Linked DNA regions of Homo sapiens: regions 1, 3, 4, 5, 6 and 7 are each linked to region 2. Evidence: chromatin loops called from intact Hi-C (ENCODE). Cell type or tissue: sigmoid colon. All regions are shown on one strand.

Evidence for each region. Hi-C counts contacts between places; a loop is a spot of excess contacts. Peaks named below come from ENCODE experiments on the same cell type or tissue, not always from the same donor. Only the 100,000 strongest peaks of a DNase experiment are listed, where the experiment ranks them.
Region 1: it touches region 2 in a loop (9-fold over the local background); 45 of 110 quality-filtered maps call a loop at or near these places.
Region 3: a loop joins it to region 2, with 6 times the contacts of the local background. A loop is called at or near these places in 4 of 110 quality-filtered maps.
Region 4: a loop joins it to region 2, with 11 times the contacts of the local background. A loop is called at or near these places in 75 of 110 quality-filtered maps.
Region 5: a loop joins it to region 2, with 7 times the contacts of the local background. A loop is called at or near these places in 3 of 110 quality-filtered maps.
Region 6: it touches region 2 in a loop (5-fold over the local background); 59 of 110 quality-filtered maps call a loop at or near these places.
Region 7: it touches region 2 in a loop (7-fold over the local background); 13 of 110 quality-filtered maps call a loop at or near these places.

The regions. Positions count from the first base shown.
Region 1 is chr17:12,178,724-12,182,723 of GRCh38, reverse strand. No RefSeq gene overlaps it. Among named protein-coding and RNA genes, the nearest start is that of MIR744, 99 kb to the right of the region's middle. In sigmoid colon, a CTCF peak has its summit at 1,863 (motif pointing left); a DNase peak (open chromatin) is centred at 1,863.
Region 2 is chr17:12,665,607-12,669,606 of GRCh38, reverse strand. MYOCD (myocardin) reads right to left here and starts at 3,717. Exons shown (of 14, transcript NM_001146312.3): 1 at 3,364-3,717. The coding sequence starts at 3,418. In sigmoid colon, a CTCF peak has its summit at 2,044; DNase peaks (open chromatin) are centred at 2,136 and 3,586; H3K4me3 peaks cover 3,898 bases; H3K27me3 peaks cover 450 bases.
Region 3 is chr17:12,420,590-12,424,589 of GRCh38, reverse strand. No RefSeq gene overlaps it. Among named protein-coding and RNA genes, the nearest start is that of LINC00670, 130 kb to the left of the region's middle. In sigmoid colon, no CTCF peak of the experiment used is centred here; a DNase peak (open chromatin) is centred at 1,769; H3K27ac peaks cover 624 bases.
Region 4 is chr17:12,254,973-12,258,972 of GRCh38, reverse strand. No RefSeq gene overlaps it. Among named protein-coding and RNA genes, the nearest start is that of MIR744, 180 kb to the right of the region's middle. In sigmoid colon, a CTCF peak has its summit at 2,397 (motif pointing left); a DNase peak (open chromatin) is centred at 2,392.
Region 5 is chr17:12,471,211-12,475,210 of GRCh38, reverse strand. No RefSeq gene overlaps it. Among named protein-coding and RNA genes, the nearest start is that of LINC00670, 77 kb to the left of the region's middle. In sigmoid colon, no CTCF peak of the experiment used is centred here; a DNase peak (open chromatin) is centred at 2,380; H3K27ac peaks cover 405 bases.
Region 6 is chr17:12,543,911-12,547,910 of GRCh38, reverse strand. No RefSeq gene overlaps it. Among named protein-coding and RNA genes, the nearest start is that of LINC00670, 4.1 kb to the left of the region's middle. RefSeq lists a silencer at 1,685-1,979. In sigmoid colon, a CTCF peak has its summit at 1,860 (motif pointing left); no DNase peak of the experiment used is centred here.
Region 7 is chr17:12,356,831-12,360,830 of GRCh38, reverse strand. No RefSeq gene overlaps it. Among named protein-coding and RNA genes, the nearest start is that of LINC00670, 190 kb to the left of the region's middle. In sigmoid colon, no CTCF peak of the experiment used is centred here; a DNase peak (open chromatin) is centred at 2,150; H3K27ac peaks cover 248 bases.

The DNA.
Region 1 (4,000 bases), 490 kb after region 2:
GGTCGCATGAGCCGAGATCACACCACTGCCCTCCAGGGATGTCCACTCTAGCCATTTCTACTTAATATTTTACCAGAAGTTCTAGCCAAGGCAACTAGACAAGAAAAGAAATACAGTCATGGATCACATAGCAACGTTTCAGTCAACAACAGGCCGCATGTATAACAGGCCCATGTCCTGACTCGTAGATGGCCATCTTTTTGCCATGTCCTAACACAGCAGAAGGGGCCAGGGATCTTCCCAAGGTCTCTTTGATAAGGGCACTAATCCCATTATGAGGGCTCCATTCTTATAACCTAATTTCCTATTAAAGCCTCTACCTAGTCATATTATTATGTTGGAGATTAGGATTTTAATATCTGAATTTGGAGGACACACAAACATTCAGACCATAGCAGATGCCATTGCAGGCTTTTGAGCAGGAGGCTGCCTGATACTATTAAGATTTTTTTTTTCTTTTTGAGACAGAGTCTCTTGATGGCTTATTAGAATTCTTTTTGTGTGTGTGACAGGGTCTCACTCTTTTGCCCAGGCTGGAGTACAGTGGGGAGATCTCGGCTCACTGCAACCTCCACCTTCCAGGTTCAAGCGATTCTCCTTGCCTCAGCTTCCCAAGTAGCTGGGATTACAGGCGCCTGCCACCACACCTGACTAATTTTTTTTTTTTTTTTTTTTTGTATTTTTAGTAGAGACAGGGTTTCACTATGTTGGCCAGGCTGGTCTCGAACTCCTGACTTTGTGATCCGCCCACCTCAGCCTCCCAAAGTGCTGGAATTACTACAGGCATGAGCCACCGTGCCCGGCCCTATTAAGATTTTTAACAGCGTCACTCTGCCACTGTGCAGGGAAGACAAGGTTAGATCAGGAGAGACCAGTTAAGAGGCTGTTGCAGTAACCATCGTAAGATGGTGGTGGGAGCGGTGGAGGCAGCAAGAAGTGGGTGGATCCTGGATTCATTCTGAATCGAGAGCCAAATGTTTGATGCTGAATGTAATGTGGAGTAGGAGAGAAAGCAGAGGTTTAGGGAAACACAAAGGTTTTGGCTGAGTAAACGGATAACAGAGTTGCCATTACCTGAAATGGGAAAATCTGTTGCAGGAGCAAGTACCAGAGAAGATAGGAACTTGGCTTTAAATATCGAGAACATGAGATGTCTCATAGGCTTCCAAGTGGAAATGTTGCATAAGAAGTTAGATAAATAAGCTAGAAGTTCAGGGGAGAGATCCAGATTGCCAATATAAATTTGAGAATTTTTCTCTTACAGGTGCCACTGAAAGCTTTGAAATCGAATGTGATCATCAACCGAGTATGTACGTGTGCGTGTGTGTGTGTGTCCTTATTTCAACGTGTAAGTAAGTTTCTTAAAAACAATGCCTGTTTGCCTGTGTTTCATAAGAACTCTATATACAACAAGGCAACAAATGTCATGATATGTATTACCCGTGTCTGTTACCCTGCTACTTGTTAAGCACAGGCCTCAACAAAATAAAAAAGCACAACACAAGTTCATCAGCAGAGAATTTGAGAACGGCAGGATTATTTTAAATTCTACACAGACACACAGCAAACCAAGTCTAGCTGTGCTTGGAAGCTAGTAGGCATTTAACTACACTTGATTTTTATTCAGTAATTTGTCAATGAATTGGGAAAGATGGTCTCTAGCCTTCACACGACCAGTTATTTGTATGACTATGAACAAATCATTTCTCCTCTCTGAACCTTTGTTTCTTTGTATGTAAAAGTAAGCGAGTGGAATTAGATAACCCTTAACTCTCCCTCTCTTAATAGTCAGCAACAAAAATCTTTTCTAAAATAAACCTTTCCTGAAACCTGCTCGTTTTACAGCTGTATGGCTCCCCCAAGTGGCCAATGAGATGAATGTAACTGAAATGAATGCCTTGTGTTTTATGCAGTGGTTATTAATAATTGAGTTCATTTATTGATCGTTCATCACGTGTCAGACACTGTAGTAAGCATTTCGGGTGCATTTTCTCATTAAATTCTCACCAGAACACTATAAGACAGTTACTGTGTGTATATCCTCATCTGTAAGAAATTGAGACATAGGATTCCACATAGCAACAGGAAATGACGATCCGGGATTGAAACCTAGGCAGTCTAAATCCAGAATGTAAACTCTTAACAACTATGCTCTCCAGTATAAGTCACTGTTCAGGGGTAAGAATGGATGAACATCCAAGGCTGGAGAAGCTTTTGGGGTATTGGCCCTTGACTTGGAGAGGTTATGAATGGCTACCTGCCTGTGGAGAGACTTGGCTGGCTGTCTTCTCACTTCCTGACGTCAGAAAGGATTTCAGAAGCCAATCGAGGTCCCCTTGAAAAGCCACTGCTATCCATGCTGTCCAGGCCCCCAGTGCTATAGGAAAGAAGGCAGGCTTCTAAAATCCATCAGGACTGGAAGAAGTATCTTCTACTCAGGCAGTTTCCTTAGATCAACGTCTTCAATAGCACAGTTAGAAACTGAATAGAAATTGACTTGCCTTGCTTTGCTTGTTTGCCTTCAGGTAGTTTAGGGGAGGCTTTTGGTTTTAAGATTTAGTAAAGTCGTATGTTTACTGCGGCACTATTCACAAAGACTTGGAACCAACCCAAATGCCAACAATGATAGACTGGATTAAGAAAATGTGGCACATATACACCATGGAATACTATGCAGCCATAAAAAATGATGAGTTCATGTCCTTTGTAGGGACATGGATGAAGCTGGAAACCATCATTCTCAGCAAACTATCACAAGGACAAAAAAACAAACACCACATGTTCTCACTCATAGGTGGGAATTGAACAATGAGAACACACGGACACAGGAAGGGGAACATCACACACCAGGGACTGTTGTGGGGTGGGGGAGGGGGAGGGATAGCATTAGGAGATATACCTAATGCTAAATGACGAGTTAATGGGTGCAGCACACCAACATGGCACATGTATACATATGTAACAAACCTGCATGTTGTGCACATGTACCCTAAAACTTAAAGTATAATAATAATAAAATTTTAAAAAAAAGATTTAGTTAAGTGACCAAGATAAGCAACTAACAATTAGCTGAGCCTGTGGAATCCAGGTTTTCTGGACCCGTATCCCATTCTTTTTCCTCTTTCACCTGCAATTTTAAAAACAATTTTTAACTTCAGTAAAATTTACCCTTTCCGCTGTACATTTCTATGAGATTTGACAAAGCATAGCCATTTCTTCAACTTTTGACTTCTTTCCCCAATCCACCCACTATAGTTAACTTTTCAGCACCCTCAGGGAGTGTGGCCTCTTGTATTCTGCCTGGAGTTTTTAGTTGTTGTTAATGGGAGAGATAGTTGAGGTGGGCTTACTGCATCTCTGCCAGCCCCGGAGCCCTCTAGATAGTTTTAACATTTTGGAAAGAACAATCTGTTTGTATAGTAGTTGGGCTTAGTATGTAAGGAAGAGAGAACTTTCCTTACTGGCTGGGGAGCAGGTCATGGATTGGTCCATGAAGGGGTCCCAAGGAGAAGGAAACAGGAACCCGAGCCAGGTAGCCCCGGGGCTCAGACGGAACCTTCAGGGATGCTCAGATCTAAGGCCTTCAGCAAAGGTTGCCTGGGCAGTTGAAGGAATTTCACTCTATGCCTCCAGGCCTGAAGTCTGTCCGTTTCTCTTCCTACACGAATGGGCTTTCCTTTCTATGAACATTCTCTACCGTGTAGCTTCTGCTCACAAATGGCTTCTGTTCCCTTGGAATTTGACTTATGTGTGACTTATACATCATGCTTCCCCTCCTCAGGGGCTCCGTAATTCTGTTTTCTTTCAGCCTCAGTTCCCACCGTCACCTGCTTATCTCAATATTTCCCAGTTCAAATTATTGACAAAGAATAAATAATTTGTCCACTCATCGTTTTCCATCAGCCCTGTCATAGCCTCGCCTATGGCTCAATTAATTCTCCATGGTCCAATAAGTTATAACCAGCCGGAGAGGGTAGAAGGTATTGTCACCTGTTACTCT
Region 2 (4,000 bases):
TTGTAGGTAGGGTTGCCAAAAAGAATAACAGGGCCTAGTGAAATTTGGATTTCAGAGAAAAGTATGTCCCAAGTACTGCTATATAGTGAAAAAGTAATCACTATTGCTTGGAAATTCACATTGAACTGAGCATTCTGTATTTTTATTTGCTAAACTGAACAAGGTTATATTTGTGGGGGTGGGGTCAAGTTCATGGCAATTGCCAGACTTTGCCTCTGTTTGCGCGGTTTAAGATGGGGAAGTGGGAAAGAGAGAGAGAGAAGCAAAAGAAACACAATGATTCTTTAGAAGCAACATCCATTCATGGATCTCTCTCTCCACTTTTGATCCTTTATGTCTGAGGGCTGTGTGTGCCTGTGTGTGGCACACATACGTACCTCCCTGTGTGTTTTGTAGGACACAAGGATTGATATGGAGGAGAACTGTTGATAGTGACACTGATTAGATATTGAATAAACAACATGAGAAGATTAAAAACTGTAAAAATGTGATTAGTTTAAAATCAGCACAAATTACTACATTCATGTAAAACTGCCTCTCCTTCACACACAATTGCCACACAGCACAATCACAGTTACACTTGTTCCCAGTCAATCTTTATGTGTTTTCAGAGAATGATAAAATGTTACCAAAGGGGTCTAAGACATTGCCTAATCCAACCTCAACATTTACCGATTAAATAACTGAGACAGAGAAACTGACCAACCGCCGGTCCCACTGCACATCAATATTAATAATAGAAAAATGTTTTGTAAGAGCCTTCTAAGGCCTGGGCATTTTCGAAGTTCTCTACTTCACATTTAATTCTCACAATGACCCTATAGTCATCCTCTTTATTCAGGTGAGGCAAGTTGAGGCACAGAGAATTATGTAATTTACCTAACGCTCAGGGTCATGTAGCTAGTAAGCAGAGACCACTATGAAAAACCCAGCTAGTCTGGCCCCCGAGACCCACGCACTCAACCAGGACACCCTTTGGCTTCTCAAATGAGTTTATATCACTAAACATGTTCATACATGTAAACTTTCAGAGCTTACTGCTGCTGTAGCACAATTTTGTCCTTAATCACGAGGTCACTCAAATACAGCTTATAGAAAGTTGGTCGGCCATGGTTGACATCGATGATGATTTCAGAGTAAAAGCAGTTATCTGCTCACCTATAAATAAACCCCGTCACAGTGGGTCTGTTGCTGTAATCAGAGAATGGTTCTGTTGCATTTATTTTTTGAAATATGTTTAATGGAATACATAATACCACGATCTACTATCAAAGCAAATATTCGCAGTGAGATAGAAACAGTTTTATGAGTTTACTGTTTGAGTTGCTTTTGAAAGAGAAGGAGGAGAAGAAGATGATGAAAGAGAAGGGAAAACAGTGAAAGAGAGAGAGAGAAATCAAAATAAAGTCAAGGCCCTTATTCACTGTTGGTGACAAAATAAAAGACATTCTCTTAAAGAGAGGCCCTCTTGTTAGCATGCTGCGACCTCAGTGCTGGCACAGCCATAGTAGTAATTACATCCAGAAAGAATAACCTCCATTCAAACATTACATTTTCTAAGTTTTACATTCCACTTGTTTTTTTTCTCTTGTCTGTCAAGAGACTATCAATGTTTGCATCTCAGACTCCAGATTCCCTGTTTATCAATGACGGGAGGATTAAGGATGCCTGCTTCTGCTGTGATATCATGTTTTCCCGAAGCTACCTTTCCTTATGACACAAAAGCCTGCACAACTTTAAAAAAAGTGAGGCTGGAATTCTCTGAAGCTCCAGGATCAGGGTCTTCAGGGTCTACTTAGGAGACACCAGGACTCCACAAATCCACTGAGATGGAAGTTGGGAGTGTGGCAAAAACTGACTTCCCTCTCCACTGCACTTTAGCTGAAGGAGGGATTGATAAGCGTTTTGCAAGTCTACTATCAAGTACATCACCAGATCCTTTTAGAGACAAACCAGCACCCCCAGACCCTCCACATTTAAACTGGCAAGGAAGCATTTGAAATGAATGCAGCCTCATAGAAAACAAATCTACATCCTCTCTTCTTCAGAAAGGTGGCAGTGTTGCCTTACAGTTTTGACCGAATACAACGCAGTGGTGAGGTCTCTAGCTGGTTAACAGATCAACCGCCTCACCTCACCATGGAAAGGAAAGGAAGGACTTAATCCACTGCCGACCCCAGTGGCTGGCGGACTCATCCCAGAGCTTCAGGGGCAGTGAGACTTGTGACCGCCTAAGCTCTTGAGTTTTCAACTTGCATCAACAATGAAGATCCTAAGAAAATCTCCAGTTGACTCCACAGGCATCTAAAAACCAAGGGCATCTAAGAAAGTCACAGATGAACCTTACCTCCCAGCATCTACATTTTTCCTTTTTGAACCATCCATCCCAAGTGAAACAACTGAGTTGGCCCCATGTAGAAGGGCTAAGGAAACTTTAGCTTAGCAACCTATGCCAGCATCTTTCTGACACCTGTTATGTCTAATGTTCACATCAGAGTTCTCCTAAAAGTCATCAATCTAAGTAGAAGTCCTACATTGTTGAGTGTGTTGTTAACCAGTTTTCTAAAACCAACATTATACACAGAGCTACTGAAAAATAACTTCAGAAGTCAAGTGTTGCTTTGTCTAAACGTGGAGACCCACACAGACACCTTCCATGGGCGCGTGTACAAGCCCTTCTGGAGAAGCGGTTAGAGCTCCCGTCTCTCCCTTCCACTCACCTCCACTCAGCGTCCTTTGAGAAGTTTCTCCATGTGCCACTAACACAGAAATTTTGGGGGAAATTCTCTATTTATAAATATCAGATGGTTTGGGAAAAAATATTTGTGGCACTGGGCTTTCTTTTTTTTTCTACAGTGATGTCATTTTAAATACTTGGTGTGCTCCAAATTTGCTATTTTTACTTCCCCCAAGTGACTTTTTTTGGGAAATACATTTGTTTGGATTAGCTACATTTTAAGTGACCCCTGTACCTAACACACAACATCAGGTTCATCTTCTCAGCGATTATAACCGATACTACGCAGCTTCCAAACTTGAAATCCCTTATTTGTTCATTTCCAAAGTTGCTCCCTCTGAATGTACCCCTCCAAAATTTCTATTCATAGATGCAGAGAAAATAAAATAAAAGGATTGGCCTTTTCACAGATGAACAACCACACTCGACCACCCAAAGCACTTACAACGGAAGACACGAAAGGCCCCCAAAGTCAAACAAAACTCTTCGCTTCCACAATGTGCTTTTGGGGAACAAAGTTGAGGTAGACCTGGCAGGCTTTGAAACATTTATTGGAAAGCAGTTCTAGAGTTGAGAATTGCAGAAGAGGAAAGTTTAAGAAGGAATGCTAAATGCCTTAGCCCTACCTGATCTGAACTTGCTCCTAATCAGCAAGGAATGCTCAGACCCCAGGAGTGTCATGTTGAGTCTCAGCAAGCCGCTGGTCCCTTGGCCAGGCGCCCCCTGTTCTCCACCAGCAACAGGCTCCCGGGAGCCCAGCTGACCGCAGCTAACAACCCAGAATTCATCCAACTCTCCGTGAGCTCCCCTGGGTAGGAGTACAGTGGCAGCCAGTGTCCCCAGAAAACTGGCGCCTCCCCCCTCGCCGTGCGGGGCTAATTAACTCTTAGCCGGCGGGACCCTCCTCCTCCTCGGAGGTTGGCCAGGAGCAGCGCGGCATCCCAGGCGTTCCTGTCTGATGTCATAGGCTGCCGGCGATTGCGGAGAATCGCCACCACGCCTTTATGAAGGTCCCAACTTTGCCATCTGATACCCTTTACTACTGACAGGCGCTCAGCCAATCAGGAGCGGCGAGCGGGGTCTGGGGACCCGGAGCCGCCGAAGCCGTCTCGGGAACCGGCTCTTAACTCTTTGCGGCGGGCCCCGCAGCCGCCGAGGCACAGAGGGCGGGAGCAGGGCCAGGGGTCGGGAATCTGGGAGAGGGGCGCGAGCTAAAGAGCGGATGCCCGGAGGAAAGAAGGAAGGGCTGCGACGCCGCGGGGC
Region 3 (4,000 bases), 250 kb after region 2:
TTGGATGTATTGGGAAAATAAAACAGGGTTAGGTAATTGAGAGCAACTGGGGCCTAGAGGGAAGTTTCCATGGGATGTGACAGAGCCCTCTGTGAAGAGGTGACCACCAGCCAAGGGCTAAGAAAGCCAGCCATACTTAGAAGAGCACAAGGTCATTCCAGGATGGAAGAACAGCAGGTGAACTTAGCATGTTTGAGAAACACACACGAGGCAACTTGAGCGGTGCTCTCTGAGCTAACGTGAGAGAGGGGAGAAGCAGGCTGCAGCCAGCTGACCTCTGCAGGGTAGGTTTTGGTCCTTTCTTCCTGGCTGTTGTGTAAGCATCTTGAAGGTCCATTGCCTCCCACAGAGTCTTTTTATGGACTAGATGCATGTGATCTCCCAAAATTAATATGTTGAAGCTTTAACCCCCAATGTGATGGTATTTGGAAATGAGGCCTTTGGGAGATAAATGGGGCCTTGAGGCTAAGTGAGGTCAGGAGGGTGGGGCCCTCATGATGAAATTAGTGCCCTTATAAGAAGAGACACCAGAGAGCTCTCTTGCTCTCTCTCTCTTTCTTCACCATACGAGGACACAGCAATAGGTGGTTGTCTACAAGCCAAGAGAAGAGTCTGCAGAATAAAACCTGCCTTGCCAAAACTTTGATCTTGGACTTCTCAGTCTCCACAATGCTGAGAAATAAATTTCTGTTGTTTGAGCCACCCAGTCTGTGGCATTATGGCATAGCAGTCCGAGCTGGCTGATACAGGTCTACTAGGGTGTCTGGCACTCCATAGAAGATATATAAATTCCCTTCAATAACTGAGTCATGGAGGCAGAGGACCATAATTCACATTCCCTCAGTCCTCAGTGGCTCATGCCACCCCGTATAAGAAAGGCCTCCAATCTCCCACTCAAACTTTAACCACGTATTTTCAGGAGATCCTCAGAGAGTCTCACAGCCATCCCAAAAGTGCCACGGCATGTTCTTCCACTCCAGGCTCTGTTCCTTGCCAAGTCACTTTCAAAGCTGGGCCCCACCACTGTCTCTGTAGCTACGACAGGCTGAGAGCGACAGTAACCCTCTGTTCCCAAAGCTATAAGCCACTGAGGTGCCAACATGAGGCTGTGCTTCCTGCAGATGCCACTGAGTTAGTTACAGGCACAGAACTGGGGAAAATCACTTCTTCCATTCAGCGCTTTTCTCACTGGGAGTCCTAAGAAATCCCACTCGTGCCTTAGTGCTGAGTCTTTTAAGGAAATGGATCCTTCAGCTTCTGCCTGCAGCCCCTGATATCATCCACTAAATCCACCTCCTCATTGCATCCGTCTCAGGTAAGCACACACCTGTGGGTGCCACCAACTTGTCATTTATGTCCCCTGTGACCAAGTCCTAATGTCAAGCCACACCTTGAATCAAAGATCTAACACCCCTGAATTCTTGGACCCCACTCATGTCTAGCCATGAGCTCTTGGAGGCTTTCTAGTTGACAGAAAAGAGAATACTGAAGGCGGAGAGCAAACTGACTCTTCCCGGTAAAGAAAGGCCTGTGTTTGTGTGTGTGAGTGAGTGTGACAGTGTGTGAGTGTGTGTGCTCTCTGGGGCTAGAATCAAGATATATGTCCTCATTGTGCTGTTGCCAGTAGACATTTGACCAGCACCCCTACACGTGACATGTGTTTGTTCAAATGTCACACAATTCAGGGTCCGTGTGGGAGCGTGGCGGTGCTGTGACACTGAGCAGCTGAGGACTCCCGCACTTGGCAGCCTCCCCAGCATGCTGCACTGTGGCAGACGGCCAGAGACCTGCACTGCAGGGTGTGTGGATCCGTGCACACAAGTACACTCCGCACACACACGAGCAAGCGCACACACATAAGAGCAGGTGAGGCACTCTGTCATCGGTGGATGCTTCATTTCTTTTATGTAATTTCTACCCCGGCGCAACTGTGCTATGTACAGTCTTGTCCTGGGGTCTTGGTTTCTTTCATGTGGTTCTTTGTGCTAACAAGATTAAATCAGTTCCAATAGGTACTGGTTTAATGGAGATGATAAACTTTTATTGAACTTGAGCACATTAAAATGAAATGTAAGCAATAGGTGATTTTGGCATTTGCCTGGGGTCTCTTCCAATTTGAATAAAGCCAGTATGCCTTCTCTGGAAAATAACAGCTCCAAGCCCGGCTCACTTTATGTGCTTAATTAAAATCTATTTTTGTGGTACAAAAAGGAGCTAAACAATGTAACGTTCCTTCTCTTCAACTATGAAAACAAAGATAGACGAATACTTTCTGCAAAACGGAGCTCTACCTTTTGCACAAAGAGCAGGTAATGCGCTGCTTTTGTTACAGCAGCCTGTCTGCTAATCCGTGATCTGTTTTGTCTGTGAACGGGATTATCATGGTGGTTTATTGAATAAGAGCCAAAAACGACGTTAAGTAAACTGTTTACACGAAGCCACTGGGCTGAAAAATCCAAACTCAGACTCATTTCAGGTTTTAACCACAGTAAACTTTATTATAGTTTCAACCGGACAGTTAAAACCTTTCAGGGCCTGTGCAATTGCTGAATGTGTAAAACACGAGACCACGGCTCTCCGTAGAAATTGGGGAAGTGTAAATATCAAAGTCAGCCTCTGAAGGTTGCCTTTCTCTGCAGCTCTCTGTGGGGCTTTCACTGGGGCCCGGATTTCAGCCAGGCTCCACGGCCAGGCCCCTGTCACTGTCTTTGCCAGTCCTGTAAGTCAAGAGAAGGAGGTTTGGCTGTCCAGTGTGGCAGGGGGCAGGCATGGAGCCTGTCACTAATCCCTAGCCTGATTCCTCGGGGCAGACATCTTTATGTCTCTAGGGGGCTGGCAGGAATACACCTGCCCTCTTCTGACCTCCATGGTGGCCGCCAGTTCGAAAGGGTCAAAATGAGTTTTTTATTAATGTCTACTCATGCCCTTTGTGCATCTTAAATTCTACTCTGGGGCCAGAACATTTCACAAGACGTGCTTTGATCTGTTTGAAAACAGACAAAAGACCAAAAGAATAGAAACATCAACCAAGGAAGCGCAACTTTAACACATTGTTTTGTCTCCTTGTGGACTCTGCAGAGAAAGCCAAATGGAGCGTTCCCGTCTGTGTGCAGCATGTAAACAGAAGTAACTCTAAAGATCACTTCTCCGGGACGTTTTAGTTGACAGATCAGGAAACTGGCACTCAGGAAAATGTTTCTGGACTGTTAGATTTTTTTTTTTCTGAGCTCAACTTTCCCAGAATTGTCTTTTGCAGTCCCTTGGACTACAAAAAAGCTCTGTCCTTTTGACCTCATACCAGTAATCTTTTAACTCCCTTAGTCTTCATTCATTCATTCATTCATTCATCCATTCATTCATTCAAGGTCCATCTAGGTGCCAGACACCGTGTTAGATGTGGGCAATGCAAAATAAGACAGGGCATCCGACCTCAAGGGCTCCCAGGCAAGTTGAGCGACAGGTGGATAAACAGGTAATTATAAAACTGAAAAACACATGGTTAAATAAAGGAATTGAGTCTCCTGGGAAGACAGGTGCCTCTTCTCCAACTCCTTCTCAGCTCTTCCTGCTCTCCTGACATCTAGATGCTGAAGGTCCCACGGACTCAGTCTAGGCCTTCTTTTCTCCTCTGTCTACACTGTTCCCCTGGGTGATCTCCTCCAGGCCCAGAGCTTTGAATAATTCTATACTGATGACTCCGTTTTTCTGTCTCCAACTCTGACTCCTCCCTGGAGCTCTACCTTCTTATAGCCCTCTTCCTGTTTGACTAGATCCATGTGACTGATTAAAAAGACATCTCAAGCTTATATCCAAACTGTAACTCCTGATCTCCGCCTGTCCACAATGCCCACTTCCTTCCCTGGCTTTCCCCATTGGCCCAGTTGTTCTAGGAAACACCCAGGAGGTAGCTTTAACTCCCTTTCCCCCCGACCCACTCCACATCCAGTTTATCAGCCAGTTCTCTGGGTTCCACCTCCAAGTGGATCTGGAGCCACCCTCT
Region 4 (4,000 bases), 410 kb after region 2:
AAACAGGCACAGGAAAATTAAATAATGTACTTAAGATCATACAGCTGGTGGTGAACAGATTGTTATACAGTTTAGTATGGTTCAAAAATTGTCTAAGCTGGACTTTCTAAGACAGATGGACTTGTTTCCCTTGAGCTAGTAAGTCCTTTCTGACAATATTATCTCCATCCCCTGAAGTAAAATTGCATCATTAACCAACGTAGCAGAGAGTACTGATTAGAGATGGGCTGTGGAGTCATGAGTTCAAGCCCTGACTCTGTCATTTAGCAGCCTGTTCGTCTCTCTAAGACTCCATTTCCTCACCCATAAAACAAAGAGTTAAGGAAAAACTCATTGTGATGGTTGAATGAGACAGTGTATGGAAAGCACTTGGCACGTAATAAACAGTTATTCCACATTAACCATTAAGTTTATTCTTATTTGGTGCCTGCATATGCAAGGAATGTCACCATAGACTCTGACTAAGAAAATCTCAAATGGTTTAGTTTCTAGGAGCCAGGCAGGTAGATAAAATCAAGATACTGATCAAGGAAACACCTCAACACTCCAGAGAGGTGGACATAATTATTTACTGTGGCTCTGACAATATAATTTATAGTATGCAAAAATGGTAGCTTCTTGAATTATCCCTGACAACATCAGAAGGTAGTCAAACAAACAGACTCACGGTGCTGCCCCCATTCAGGGGTACTAGTCTCAGAATAGAGCATGCGCAGTGATATCCTATCCGAATGGCATCTCTGGGACTTGTGCAGTGTGGCTGGCGTGCCAACAAACATTTGCTCGCCTCCTCCCGTGGCCCATCTGTCCTCCAAAGTTTGATCACCTTGGGAAAACCAAGGCTGGATCAGAAACAATGATTTGAGTCCCAGTTTCACAGCTGGCTGGCTGTCTGAGCTTAACCAGGTTATTTAACTTCCCTGAGCCTCGTGCTATTTATCTTTACAACAGAGATTATCACAATTGTCACATACAGGTGTTGGGAGGATTAAGTGAACTCACTATGTAATAGGACCCATAAGAGTCTGGTAATCACACCGCTGGTTCTGTAAGAGTAGCACTTTGTGTTGTTTGTTATTTCATTTGTCAGTGCAAGAGCTATTAGCCAGAAGGATTCTGGACTAATGGTGCTAAATGATGCTGAACTCAAAGCAGGTCTTGCAGCTGATACGATATGGCCTTAGTAAATGTTCTCCTTACAAGACGCCAACTTTCCCCACATGAAGGTGCCCTCTTAATTATAAATAAATTACAAGATGTAAATCATTATAATAGAATTACAAAATGTGTTATAATATATTTAAATTATAATATATAATTATAAATAAATTTTGATTATCAATAAAGTTTTGTGCAATCAGATTCCTCTAAGCATCAAATATATAGTCATGTTCTTTCCCTAGTTTGTCTTAAGTCATTTGAACAAAGAAGACAAGCCTCTCGGTAACCCTGCAGTGCTTAATGACTGCCACTCCCAGTGTTCCCACGACACTCAAGCTTCCCAACTTTAGCTCTGAAATTAGGTTGGCAGATAAAGGCACCATTAAGCAGCTCCTTTTACCTCTGCAGTAGCAAAAATCTTACATAAAAGGAGACACCAAGAATATGCACTCTGCCCAAGGACGAGTCCCCAGCAACCTAGTTCCTCATCCAAGAGAAGCTTCTTGATTCTGCAGGTCCCTGATCTTGCTGCTGCTGCTTCTCTCCACCACTCCCCTCAAATGCAAAACACGGCTTCATCTTTTCTGGTTACAACCTGAGTGACATGACCTAGCATGTGCAAGGACAAATGCGAGTTTAGAAAATGTGACTCGTATCCAGACCCAGCTTCCAAAATCACCTTTGCTTCCTCCCACAGACTATCAAACTGCCCCTGCTGACAACACTCCCACAGCTGGTGCTTCCTGGGTTTGTGGGCTTTGATTTTTCCAGAATGTTCCTTGTTACTTTCAGAATCATATTTGCACTACTTTCTGGAGGAGTAGAAAATGTACATAGAACTCTTCCTTCTGCACAGATTTTGGAAATCACAGTGAGGGGTTAAACCTGTGTAGCCATATGCGAACACCTTATCTTAAACATTTAAAACATCCTTCATAAAACGTTGCCAGTGGTTAATTTTCTGGCAATTCTCCATAAGATTTACATCTCTATTCTATATCCATAAGTACAAGATAATTAAGACATATTCAACAGGAGAATAGTGACATACCCGAAGATATTAATTTTAGGAAGTATTTAAGTATTATGGTATTGTACTAGAATCTCTGTCACTAAAATAGAATCTAGATGTGAGTTGTTACAGACTGTCACTTTGTAACTTCTGGTTTGTAATTTTAGCACTTATCAGGGTCTAGTAGTCACTTAGACAGTCTTGTAATTGGGGTACACTGCCACCCAGTGGCAGTAAATGCCATGCTCACATTGAAATAAAAATTCGTGCCTCAGATTCATGGGCCAATTATTCAACAAATATGTAAACCAGGGATTGTCTACTTTTGAATAGCAAAAATTTGTCTCTTTTTTTAAATGACTGAAAATTATAAACATTTTAAGAAAATTTAAATCAATTCCAGAAGGGAAGAAATATGTGCGCTAACCAGTATCATTTAACTCTATGCAATTATTGAGCACCTACTACTGGTTTTCAGAAAAGGCCCCAAAGATAAGCAAGAGCATAGTCTCTGAACTAAAATTACAAACCTGAACATCAGTAATTAATTAGTCACGCACACAAATAACTGATTCACAGCTCAGCAAACATTTCCAAGCATGCCAGCCTCTGTGTGTAAGAATGTAAGAAGGCCTATAAAAAAGGTACTTAGAAAATGCTATGAGAACATAGAGAAATATGAGATTTACTCAGGCTGTGAAATTCAAGGAAGGATTCTCTGAGAAGACAAAAATTTGTGCATGGCTTAGAGAAACTGGTTAGCTTTTGACAACGAAATATGGTAAAGAAGGGCATTCTAGACAGACAAATAATACCAGCAAGGCACAGAGGTCGAAAGCATTGTGAAGAAGGTGAATAGTCTGGTTTGTCCTAACATGGGAGAGGTAAGCCTTGAAAGACAAGCTGGAGTGGGAATGCGAAGATCCTTGAATGCATGTGAGCACAATGGATTGTCCACCATATGCAATGGGGAAGGCTTTCCAGTGGAGAAACTGTATCTCACAGCTGTGTGCCAGCAAGAACAATCAGCTGAAAGCAGGGAAGATAGAGGAGACTGAGTTTGGTTGTTTGGATGGCACATGACAGGAGCTCATTCTCACTTTATACCAGGACCCCGAACATTTGCAGAGTTTTACTTTTGTGGGTATTGTAAGGTATGTGGAGGGGCAAGAAGAGAAGGCAAGGGAGAGAGGAAGGAAGGGTGGGATAAAAGCGGAAGGTTTGATGACAGCCTTCAGCTGTCAGCTGCCCAGTTATGTGCACTGCCAGGCAATAGCTGGAGCTCCAACCTGTTCCAACTATTTGGAGGTAGAACTTGGAGGTGGAATTCCTCAAAATTGATTTCTGGAGGATACTGAACTCTGAACACACACCAACACATTTAAAAACGACTTCTTCAAATGGATTTTGAAGAAATAGCAATAGATGTGCCATCTGAGGGATGACAGTTTTTAAAAATAGAGAATGCCCCAAACAATAGGGATGAAATCTTTGTGTGGGGCAAAGACACCAGTCAGCAGTTGGGTACGTCCCCATCACAATTCCCATGTGTGCAGCAGAATCTATGATCAGAAGCTCAATCAAAAGCCCGAAAAACCAACCTCTTTTCCTGGGAGTCCACCAGTGGGAGAACTTAAGCGAGGCTGTTTTAGAAACAAAAGGAATTAGAAACCAAAAGACCCTGCTTCGATCTCCTTTAGCATCATCTCACGATGGATGAGACCTGCTGAAACCCGGCAGGACCATGTCAGACTAGGAAACATGACACGCAAAGAGCATTTGTCTTGCAGGAATTCCACCAGATTCTTGGCTAAAGAAAGTGAAAGG
Region 5 (4,000 bases), 190 kb after region 2:
TACCATATTGTTTTATTGTAGTATACATCAAGAAGTTAAAAAGGTCTCAAACTAAAATGTAACATTGCACCTAGAGGAACCAGATAAACAAGAATAAACTAACCCAAAAGCTAGCAGAAGAAAAGAAACAACCAAAATCAGAATAGAACTGAATGAAATTGAGACCCAAAAATCCATACAAGGAATCAACAAAACCAAAAGCTGGTTCTTTGAAAGAATCAACCAGATAGATAGACCACTATCTAGATTAACTAAAAAATAAAATAAAAAGAGAGAAAAAGTTCCAAATAGGCACAATCAGAAATGAAAAAGGTGACACTACAACCGATCCCACAGAAATATAAAAGATCCTCAGAGATTATTGTCAACACCCCTGTGCACAACAAGAAAATATAGAGAAAATGGATAAATTTCTGGAAACACCCAAACTCCCATGACTGAGTCAGGAAGAAATCAAAACCCTGAACAGACCAGTATCAACTTCTGAAATTGAGTCAGTAATAAAAAGCCTTCCAACCAAAGAAAGCCCTGGACCAGATGGATTCACAGCCGAATTCTACCAAATATACAAAGAAGAGCTGCTACAAATCCTACTGAAACTATTCCCAAAAAATAAAGAGAAAGGACTCCTCCATAACTCATTCTACAAAGCCAGCATCACTCTGATACCAAAATCTGACAGAGACACAACAAGAAAGAAAACTACAGGCCAATATCCCTGAGGAACAAAGACGCAAATATCCTCAGCAAAATACTGGCAAAGTGGGCCGGGTGCGGTGGCTCACGCCTGCAATCCCAGCACTTTGGGAGGCAGAGGTGGGCAGATCACAAGGTCAGGAGATCGAGACCATCCTGGCTAACATGGTGAAACCCCGTCTCTACTAAAAATACAAAAAAATTAGCCAGGCGTGGTGGCGGGCGCCTGTAGTCCCAGCTACTCGGGAGGCTGAAGCAGGAGAATGGCGTAAACCCAGGAGGCAGAGCTTGCAGTGAGCCGAGATTGCACCACTGCACTCCAGCCTGGTCAACAGAGCGAGATTCCATGTCAAAAAAAAAAAAAAAAATACTAGCAAACTGAATCCAGCAGCACATCAAAAAAAGTTGATTCACCATGATCAAGTAGGCTTTATTCCTGGGATGCAGGGCTGGTACAACAAATGCAAATAAACATGACTTTCATATAAACAGAACTTCCATGGAGATGCACTTTAAGTACTCACGAAGAGAGTTTTACAAATCAAAAGTGACATCTTGTACTGATTAAAAAAAAAAAAACAATAAATAAGAATCCAATGGAAATTACCACTAGGATGCAGCCATTCTCCTGTTTGCCCAAAACAGCTTCATTGCATCTTTTGTGAATGCTGCTCTGGGTGGACACTCAAGGAAATGACTGACAACGTGCTAAGAAGAGCCTACTACTTCATTCTTAAAAAGTTCTATTCCTTTAAATCTTGCCATAGATTGTATCTCTGTTTGTTTCTTCGTCAAAGTTAACCAATTCATAATTTTGTTTTATTAAACACTAATTTTAATATAAAAATTATAATTGACTTTATATTATGCACTAAAGTATCCACTACACACTCATTAGTTAACCAAGAGCATAAGCACTAAATGTGTCAGATAGCCAGAAACTAAAACTTCAATGGCCTTACCAGTTAAAGAAAAGTCCCAATCTTCAGTGGAAGGCTTAGAAATCAAATGCTACTGAGAGTTGGTAAATATCACAAAGTTCTTATACAAGGAGTATTATCACTTGTCTTAAATGAATACCTGACAGAGGTACCTTCAGTTTTTCAAAGTCCTTCCAGGTCTCCAACAGTCCAAGTGGTCCTTATTGTAGTATACATGTCCCAAGGCAAAGGACACGGTTGATATATAAATCACTACTCTTACTTGGTATTTCTCAGTCCCGTTTACTGCCTGGCGGTTATGGGTCAACAGATTAGCAGGCCTCTTGGACAAGGGACACCAGGAGATGACCTCGGAGAAGATATCCACCTCCCACATTCACACCTCGCCTTCCTGACTTGGAAAACACCTCCAGTTAATGAGCAAATCTGGCATCTGTCAGCTTTTTGTAAGCAAGCATTTCACAAGGTTTACAGAAAAGTAAAGTAAACAGAGTTCTGAGTAACAAAAGAGTGGCGTTTATGCATTCTTTGATTCACTTTAAAGGATGGTATAAACTGACTTTTTAACCAAGCATTAGGCAAGATCTGGGTGCAAGCCATTCTATAATAAACAGTGACATGGCTATATTAAAATATTTACTTAGTGTGCTAAAGTGACTTATAGGAAGAGTGGCTACTACATAGAAGTCCTAAGTATTAAGGCGTCAGGTGCCACGGGCAGCATAAATATTCCATGTGCACTTGTTTATAGGAAAACCCCATCTGGATTCGGCTAAAACAGCAGGCACCCTGGTGACCCCAGTTTTGCTATTGGAAAATATAACACAAGTGTTCACTCATCTAGAATAACTACAGTGCTAAGTGCCAAATGACAGATGGGAGGGGATTGGCTTTTCTCAATAAAATCCAGGCACTCCATTGTGAAGGGTTTCATTGTAAGGCCTCCTCCACATTTATAGACTCTCAGAGTAGACACGCAGCTAGACAAGGCAAGGTGCTGGGTCAGACTGACCAAAGCCTGCCTAGTCAGGCAGTTAAGGTTAGGATTAGGGTTAGGGCCTTGCCTATACACAATGTGCAAGCTCGACAGGATTTGGAAGACTTGGCCTGGAACAATCCATCAGCGTCATCAATCCCCACCCTTAACTCCACTTCCCCTCTAACTTAGTTATGCTGAATGATGATTAAGCAGATAAGCTGAGGACCAAGCCTGGTGAGAGACACAGAGCCCAGTATTTTGAGATAGAAAGTCCAGATTTAAGACTGCTCCTCCACTTACTTGAGTATAATTTTAGGGTCAGAATAGGGAGGTGAGAGTAGACAACGCTTGTTGACAGGCATTGTACCAAATGCTTTTCATATGTTATCTCATTGATTCTTTGTGACAATAATATTACGGAGTTAGTACTGCCCCCATTTTACAAAATCACACAGTTGAAAATGATTCTAGGAAATAAAAGGTCTTCCTAGGCCAGGCCTCAGTCACCTCATTAGATGAACACATCACCATCTTCTTCCAAGGTTGACCCAAATGTAGTGGGAATAATAAAAATTAAAGTATAGCTGTCCCCTGAAACTGACAGTTTCACTGCAGAGAAAATGCTTCTGCATGATAGCATGTCTACCCAATGTTACAAGTGCAGAGCTCACAAAGATAAACTCTCAAATTAAAACTGCTAACTGCAAACCAAAAACTCTATCTGATTGGAGAAAGTGACTCCCTTACACACATAGTTCCAACTGTAAACCTTCCCCTACTGAACTTGATTAATAGATATTTTTCACTTATCTACTCACTTTAACAAAGATGTATTGAGTACCCGCCATGCATCCAGCCCTCTATAGACAATGGAGATACAGTAAGAAGCACAATCCCTGCATCCATGGAGCTGACCTTCTAGTGGGAGGACAGATAAATGTATGTTTAAATAAATACTTCACATAATTTCAGGTAGTAATAAAGAAAAATTAATCAGGTTATAGGAATAAAGAATAACTAAGAATACCATTTGAGGTAGGGTGGCCAGGTATACCAAAGCTATTAACTTGGAAGTTTTGGGAATTAAAAAAAAAAAGTTCAGGCTAGGTATGGTGACTCATAATCCTAGACTATTGGGAGGCCAAGGCAGGAGGATTGCTTGAGGTTAGAAGTTCAAGACCAGCCTGGACAACATAGCAAGATCCCATCTCTACCAAAAAAATTTTAAATTTACCCAGGTGTGGTGGTACACGGCTGTAGTCCCAGCTACTAGAGAGGCTGAACGGGGAGGATCACTTAAGCCCAGGAGTTCAAGCCTGCAGTGAACAATGATCATGTCCCTGCACTCCAGCCTGGGTGACAGAGTAAGACCCTGTCTCAAAAA
Region 6 (4,000 bases), 120 kb after region 2:
ACGGGAGGGAAAAGTTAAAGGAGGGAGAGTAAAACTCATGGTCAGAGGCCTAACTTCCCAAGCCAGGGGCTGAACTCTCCATCCAGGTTGACAGGGACAGCCGCATTCTTTCAAGGATACTGCCTACCGTCAGGGACCTGGGAAGTAGGAGGACGGTTAGGCTTTAGGAAAATGGTGCGTACAATCATGGATAGTGAGGCCGGCTGAGCTGCTACTTACTAGCTGGATAAATGAGCCAAGTCACTAATTTCTTTGAATCTGTTGTTTAAGCCTCATGTGTAAAATGGTGATAACCTAGAGCTCTAGACCCCAAGCACACTGGGGAATGGAGTAGCTGAAAATGTAAATACTCTCCTCGTTACTATTGTTTTCAATTTTCTTTTGTTTATTTGCTGGTTTTACGTGTGTAAAAAAACCAAATTACATATTCCTGGGACAGAAGAAATGGCGAAGCCAATCATTTGTAAACGATGTAGGAATGCATGCAGGTATGCAGAAATTAATATATGTCTATTTATTTGCTTATAGTTTGTCCTGTTTTCACAGAAGGAAATTGAGGTAGTTAACAAGGATACTCATTTATCATGTACTGGTTAATAGTATATAATTTTATTTGTGGAAATGACAGAGTTTGGTCATTAAAGGAAATTGAAACTTCATCTCAGAATAATAAAAGCACTGCCTTCCATTTGTGGGATGCTCCTGAGAGCAGTAAACATGCTCCCCCTATTGTAAAGTATAGATATTAAAGTCTTTATAAAATGTCCTGACATCTACAGGAGGTTTTCTTCAAAAAAGAGAATCATGTGAAGCGCTGAATGAGATATCTTCTTCACTTTTTTTATTTTTATTTTTATTTTTATTTTGAAACAGAGTCTAGCTCTTGTTGCCCAGGCTGGAGTGCAATGGCACAGTCTCGGCTCACTGCAACCTCCACCTCTCGAGTTCAAGTGATTCTCCTGCCTCAGCCTCCTGAGTAGCTGGGATTACAGGCACACGCCACCACGCCCAGCTAATTGGTGTATTTTTAGTAGAGATGGGGTTTCACCATGTTGGCCAGGTTGGTCTTGAACTCCTGAGCTCAGATGATCTGCTTGCCTCGGCCTTCCAAAGTGCTGGGATTACAGGTGTGAGCCCCCGCACCTGGCCTGAATGAGAAATCTTCTAAAGGAGTAAGATGCCACAAGAATGGGGTGGGAAGACTGGACTTTTAACTGGTTTTGTCAGTCAGGATACAGTGAGAGAAAGAGAAACGATATCGGGAATTTCGAACACGCAGGATTTAATACAAGAATGATTCCTCAGGTGTTGGTAGACTGGAAGCACAAAAGGAATACTGAGGAAGTTTGGTTATTCAGTTTCCTTTAATAACCAAACAGTCATTTCCACAAATAAAATTATATGCTATTAAGCAGTATATGATAAATGACTATCCTTATAAACTACCTCAATTTCCTTCTCTGAAAACAGGGCAAACTTTAAGAAAATAAATAGGCATATATTAATTTGTACATACATGCATGCATCCCTACATCATTTATAAATTATTGGCCCTGTCATTTCTTCTGTCCCAGGAATTAGATATGAAATTTGCTACTACCCCTGAGCTGACGCAACAAAAGAAAAAAGATGCAAGTTGTTGAGGCAATGGTGCTCAGATCTCTGAGGAAGGGGCATAGCCACTGCTGATGGCGGCTCTACAGGACATAGAAGGTTCTGGAAGCTCCAGAAAAGCCCAGTTCCAGGCAGCTGCCTCTCTCTGAGCAACACTAAATTCGAAAAGTAGGAGTCCATTCTCTCTCTAGCACCACCTATTGGCAGAACGTAAGAAGTCAGCAGATGAGGGCGTAGGCTGCAGAAGGATGGGTATGGAGCTGAGAGGCAAGAGGGCATGACTGGTGCACGGGGGCGGGTGTTAGCTGGAGACACTCATGGAGTAGGATGGCGGGCAACATCCATGAAAAATAACTGAGACAGATGCAAAAGGAAAATAAGCTCTATGGCCACATTTTCCCAGAAGCGAGAAAGAAGCAAGTGAGAAACCAATTGAATGCTATTGCAAAACGGACCGCACTGATGCCCAAAGAAAGCTCATTCTCCCCTAACAAACTCTTCCACAATTGTTTAGTGAGTGGGAGAAAATTAGCGAAGATAACAGAGCTACTTAAGTGGTAGTGATTCTTTTCCACAATTCACATATTTACCCAATAGTCCCAGGTGTTTTACTCTGCTCTGCGTAGCTGCCAGCCAGAGCACTGCAGCCAGTGACTGGACTTTATTTGCATTTAACACTTTTTTTTTAAACAAAGTCTATTAATTTATTTAATCCTCCTGCAGGGCTACTCATCCATAAAAATATGATGTATTCAAAAATATGTCTACTTCTCTGGTGTGTGCAAAAGGGAAACAAGCCAGATTTAAAAAGCTACATATTGTATTATTTCATTCATATGATGTTCTGGAAAAGGCAAAGCTATAGAATGGAAAATCCTGTATCAGTAATTGTCAAGGAATGGAAAACCCTATATCAGTAATTGTCAGGGCTTGGGGAAGGAGGAGTAGTTGATTACAAAGAGGCTGCAGAAGGGAATTTTTAGGGTGATAGAACCATTATGTGTGGCAAAGTAGGAGAGGATTAATGACTGTGCACTTGTCGAGATCCATAAAACTTTATAGCACAAAATGTGAATTTCAATGTATGCAAAGTAAAAAAATAAATAATAAAGCCACAGGATGTTAGGGGACCCCAGAAAAGAATGTAGAATGTGACAGAAGAATCTAACTGTGTTACAATGTACGACACAACCTCACTGCAGGATATGGGTGAGGGAGGGAAGGATTGAACTAAGTAACTTTGGAAAACAGCATTTTGACTGAAAACTTGAAGGCTAAACACAAAAGCAGCTGTACCTATACAATGTATTCTAGTTGGTAATGTTGTTTCTCCTGGGATTACTGGCTAACAATTCCAGAACTGTGTTCCATGCATAGCAGGTTTGACAAGTAAATAAGTAAATGGATGGTGGAGGACAGTAGCCAGTTTTCTTGCTGTTCAAGAGGAAAGTTATAGAAAAGCAAAGGTAGGAAGCTAGGATGAAACAGTTTGTCCTAGATGAGAGACATCAGCATGAAGTCAGGTTTAGGTTTATATATATGTAATACATACATATAGAACTCCTTATGGTACATGTGTATACTCAGGCAGTTCTTAGGTCTAGAAGCCTAGAAGCAGTAACACCTGTGTAACAATAAGCCTGCCAAGTACCCTGATCTCAGTTACTATTCTCCAATCAAGAAATCAGGGCTCCTTGGGGAAATGGCTGGTTCCAGGACTGGTGCAACAAGCATACAAAAATGAGCCTGGAGTATCCTGTAGGGTGAGAAAGTAAGAAAATGCTCAAAAATCAAACTGATGGGGGGCATGCATGTCAAAGGGACTTACAAGCCAACCTGAAAGAGCTCCCAATGGCTGAAGCTGGAACAAGCTGAGCAACAAAATAAATAATGTAGCATTTTATTATAAAAATAAAAATAAAGACAAGTCTTCCCTTACAGAAGAATAACATATAATTTTTTTTTTTTTTTGTGACAGAGTTTTGCTCTTGTTGCCCAGGCTAGAGTGCAATTGCACAATCTCGGCTCACCGCAACCTCCGCCTCCTGAGTTCAAGCAATTCTCCTGCCTCAGCCTCCTGAGTAGCTGAGATTACAGGCATGTGCCACCACGCCCAGCTAATTTTGTATTTTTAGTAGAGACAGGGTTTCTCCATTTTGGTCAGGCTGGTCTCGAACTCCCGAACTCAGGTGATCCACCCTCCTCAGCCTCCCAAAGTGTTGGGATTACAGGTGTGAGCCACCGCACCTGGCCAACAAATAATTGATGTAAATATTGCTCTCTCCAGGAGGTGACAGGCTTCCAAAGAGTAGCATATGAAGAGGGATGAAGAACGGTAACTCCGCAGTGGAGAGACGCGACAAACGCTGCCTTGGCCAGAGGCTCA
Region 7 (4,000 bases), 310 kb after region 2:
AACAGTATAAACTGATCGATGTAAACTTCTTGCTGCCCAAGACCTACAGCAGCCGATTCTCTTCCTTCTTGCCCCTGGTTGGGTCACCTCATGGTCCTCCATCCATCTGTCCAGTCTCTTCATCCTCAAACCGTTTCATGCCTCTCCAGTGTCTTCTCTCTTTTCCACTGAAGCCTTTGTGGGTGGTCTTCACAGCCCAGGCTTGGCATCATCTCCAGTTCAGAACATGTCTTTGTCTTGATGTGGGCTAGTGAAAAGACCATTTGCTGAAACAGAACCACCCACACATATGGAGAACGTGACCCAGCAGATGGATGATTCTGGAACTTAAAATGTCGATTGGTCCTTCTCTTATACATTTACTGCCGTCACAATGGTCATGCTAAGTCAATCAATCAATGCATATTTACTGAGAGGTTAAGAAGTGCCTAGGATTTTACTTGGACTGTAAGAAATACTAAAGTAGCATAGCCCCTTATCTAGAGAACTGTATATTTACTCGGGACAGAAGAACTTGGAGGCAGGGAGCAGGGGAATGAGGAGGGAATTAACCTGCAAGAAACAAATAGAGAAAAAAATAACACACATGCATGCATGTACACACACACACACACACACACACACACACACACACACACACACACACCCCTACCTCAGTCGGATTGGCCACACACACAGTAAGATACAGTGAAGTAGGACAGAGTGAGAGACAAGCAGCAGGTAATCTGAGTGAGCTGTCCCACAGCCCACATCGGTTAAGGGCATCTTGCCATCCTGCTTTCTTGCAACTGTTCCTTGTACCACCCATGCCCATCTTTTCCACTCAGCTTATAAACTCTTCCAAGGCAGGAGGAGCAGCTCGGATATTTTCCCCAGGCTCCAGTGTTATGAAGCCCAGTATTAGTCTTTTAATTCATTTCAGTACCAGCCCCATGCATAAATCCTCTCAAAACATCGTCTAATAGGTATTCTCTAAACAGAAAGAAATGAAACTCGAGCAGTCTTTAATTTGCTGATTTTTCCAAATCTTGCACACAGTTTATTGCAAAACAAGTCATTGAACTAGATCCTTTGTTAAACCTGCTTCAAATCTACTGAATTACATCTGGCTCCTTGTTTTGGACTTACAAAGAAGTAGCCAAATTATAATGTCCTTTCTTCCCCCGGCAAGAAAAGCAGCCATCAAATGAAAAGAAGGGAATACAGTGTTTGTTGAGGGCTGTGAGGAAACCCTTTTCCTAAATGTCCATTTTGGATGGCACTGGTTTCCTGTTTAAAATTTGTTTTCAAATGTAAATGTGAGCCCTAGAAAAAGTAATGTTATTATTATTTGAGGGGGAGACAGAATTCTTGATCAATTGTTCTGGCAGAGGAAAAGGAAAGGGGCAAGGAAGGGGAATTAAAGGAAATGACAATCCATCATGAAACGGGCCACGGGGAATGCAGCAAGTGAGGATGCTGTAGGGCGCTGAGACATCAAACATGACTGACCACTCAAAGGTCAACCACAAGACGCTTGGGAACTGGAGCAGACACTGAGAGCGTGTGCCCAGCCTCTTAGCAAGAGCCTGGAAAGAAAGGGGCTTGATAAAGAAGGGTCAGTCAAGAGGGGGGAGAAGCATTATGTCAATATTTAGACTACCACAGAGAGACAGTCGAAACCTGGAAGAGAGGGGTGGATTTGTGGTCCAGAAAGAAAGAATGAAGCCACCCGAGGCTCAGTGTGAGGAAGCAAGTAGGTTCGCCTGAGGCCGACTTGAACATTCTACATCTACACTAATGCCTTAAGTTACACTGAACAAGTTCAAATAATAATACTACAGGGTTAGTTTGTACCTCCGAGACTTCCACCTACTATAATACAATATTTTCTGTCTCACAACTAGCAATCTTCACTATCTTTAGAGAGGAAACTCCTAGATCCTTGGGTGGTGGAACTTGAGACATTGCAATTTGGGCTTCGCCTGAAGCCATTTCCTCCAAGAAGTGTCTGTTAAGAGTGCAAATAGCAGCAGCTGTGTCTATACACTGGTGATTATAGCATTACAACCACAGAGGACCCTGGGCTGCTCTGAGTAGCGTGTGCTGGGCGTCCTCAGACTGGCCAGCCGTCGTCGGAGAAGGGCCAGGCGCAAGAGCAAGCCACACAGGCCTTGGCAGCGCAGGCTGGCCACCCGGGGCAGAGCTCTGGAGGAATGAGCCTGTGATGAAACCACTATAAATCTCTGTTTAAAAATCCTTGTTAAGTTTTTTGTTTTGTTTTGTTTTGTTTAAATGTTGTTTAAACATCTTTGGTTCTGGAAGGGAGGCAGGCTCTTAGAAATCAGTTCTGAAGAAGTCCTTGACTGAAGCCGAGTGTGTCTGATGAAGTATTAGAATCTTGATAAAGAAAACATTAAACAGAAACTTAAGTGTTTAATGTAAAAACCTGGCAGCTGTGTGTTGCTTTTACTTAGTATCTACCTGCCGAGAGATGGAGGTTTTTCCCTTTGTTTTGGTTGGAAAATTCCTCTCTTTTGATTGGAAAAACATTGTCAGTGAGGTTCATTTTTTTTTTTCAGTATAGAGATCCATCTTTCTAACTGTCATGTGATCGGTTTGTATAGCTCAGAAAAAATGCACAGGCGATCTCAAAAACTCGGGAGCATAATTAAGGGCCAGTGAGTGTCTGCTCTGACTTACTTTTATCAGTCTAATGGAAAAATGCACCCATGGCTAAGAAAGAGAAAAACAATATAGACAGCTAGAAGAAGAAAATCAAAGCAGTGTAAAAGCTCATGATGCCAACATGACATTGAAGGTTGAAAGTCAGGAGTCCGTGTGTAGAACAGTGCCTGCTATACAGTAGATGCTCAATAAATGTTGAATGAAAGAGAGGTCGAAGCTTGAGAATAAGATAAATGATGTTATAGTAAGCCAATTCTAACTAGAAAAGTGTAACATTCTTGGAAAATGCTTTGCATATTTTTATATATAGAAATGCTTTCCAAACATTTTCATGTCAAGGCATACATGGGTAATAATACTAGGTTGGTGCAAAAGTAATTGCGGTTTTTGCCATTACTTTTAATGGCAAAATAATAGTACAGTGAGTTAGATAAAATGGGATTCACACAGACAAAGGCAACAAGCTCAGGAGCTGCAGCCTGGGCCCCTGCCACCACTCTAAAAGCTGACAATCAGTATCCTGGCAGCTCTCTGCTACCTCTGCACCACACCATTCATGCCTTAGCCCACTGTCTGGGGAGCTCTATGATGGCAGGTCTTGAGATCTCTGCTTTTAACTTTCATAGTGTTTCTTTCATAAAGAAATGCTTGACATACAGAGTGGAATAATAGACACAGGAGACTCCAAAAGGTGGGAGTATGGGAGGGGGGTGAGGAATGAAAAATTGCCTATTGGGTACAACATTCACTATTCAGGTGATGGGTGCACTAAAAGCCTAGACTGCACCACTATGCAACATACCGATTGATCAAAGCTGCATGTGTACCCCCCTAAATCTATAAAACTTTAAACAATATAAAATTTTAAAAAAGAATGACAATCTCTCCATGCTTGAAGCCTCATTACCACCTAATAAGAGCTTCTCCTAATTATAAACAAAGCATCTCAGAGGAAATGAGTTATCTCCCAATAAATCTCAAAACGTACTTGCCCCAATATTATTCTCACCATTTTCCCCCTACCACTCAATTTGCTGTACATAACACTTTTACCAAGAAGAACCATAGGATGCTTCCTTTTGTAACATTCTAAACTGTCCTTTCTGTTTTAAGTCTGAGATTTTTGGTTGGGGGCTTAGGCGATCACCTGTTCATGCCCAGTAGGTGTCAACTCTGGCAAACATGCTCACCAAACACCAGTTTTCTCTTCCATCTGGAGCACAACCAGCCTCTATTTTCTAGCAGCCTTTCTTGTAGTTAAAGTGATTCTGTGACTGGGTTCTCATCAATACAAAGTGAGTGATACTCAACTGACCACATCCAGACCCCCCCA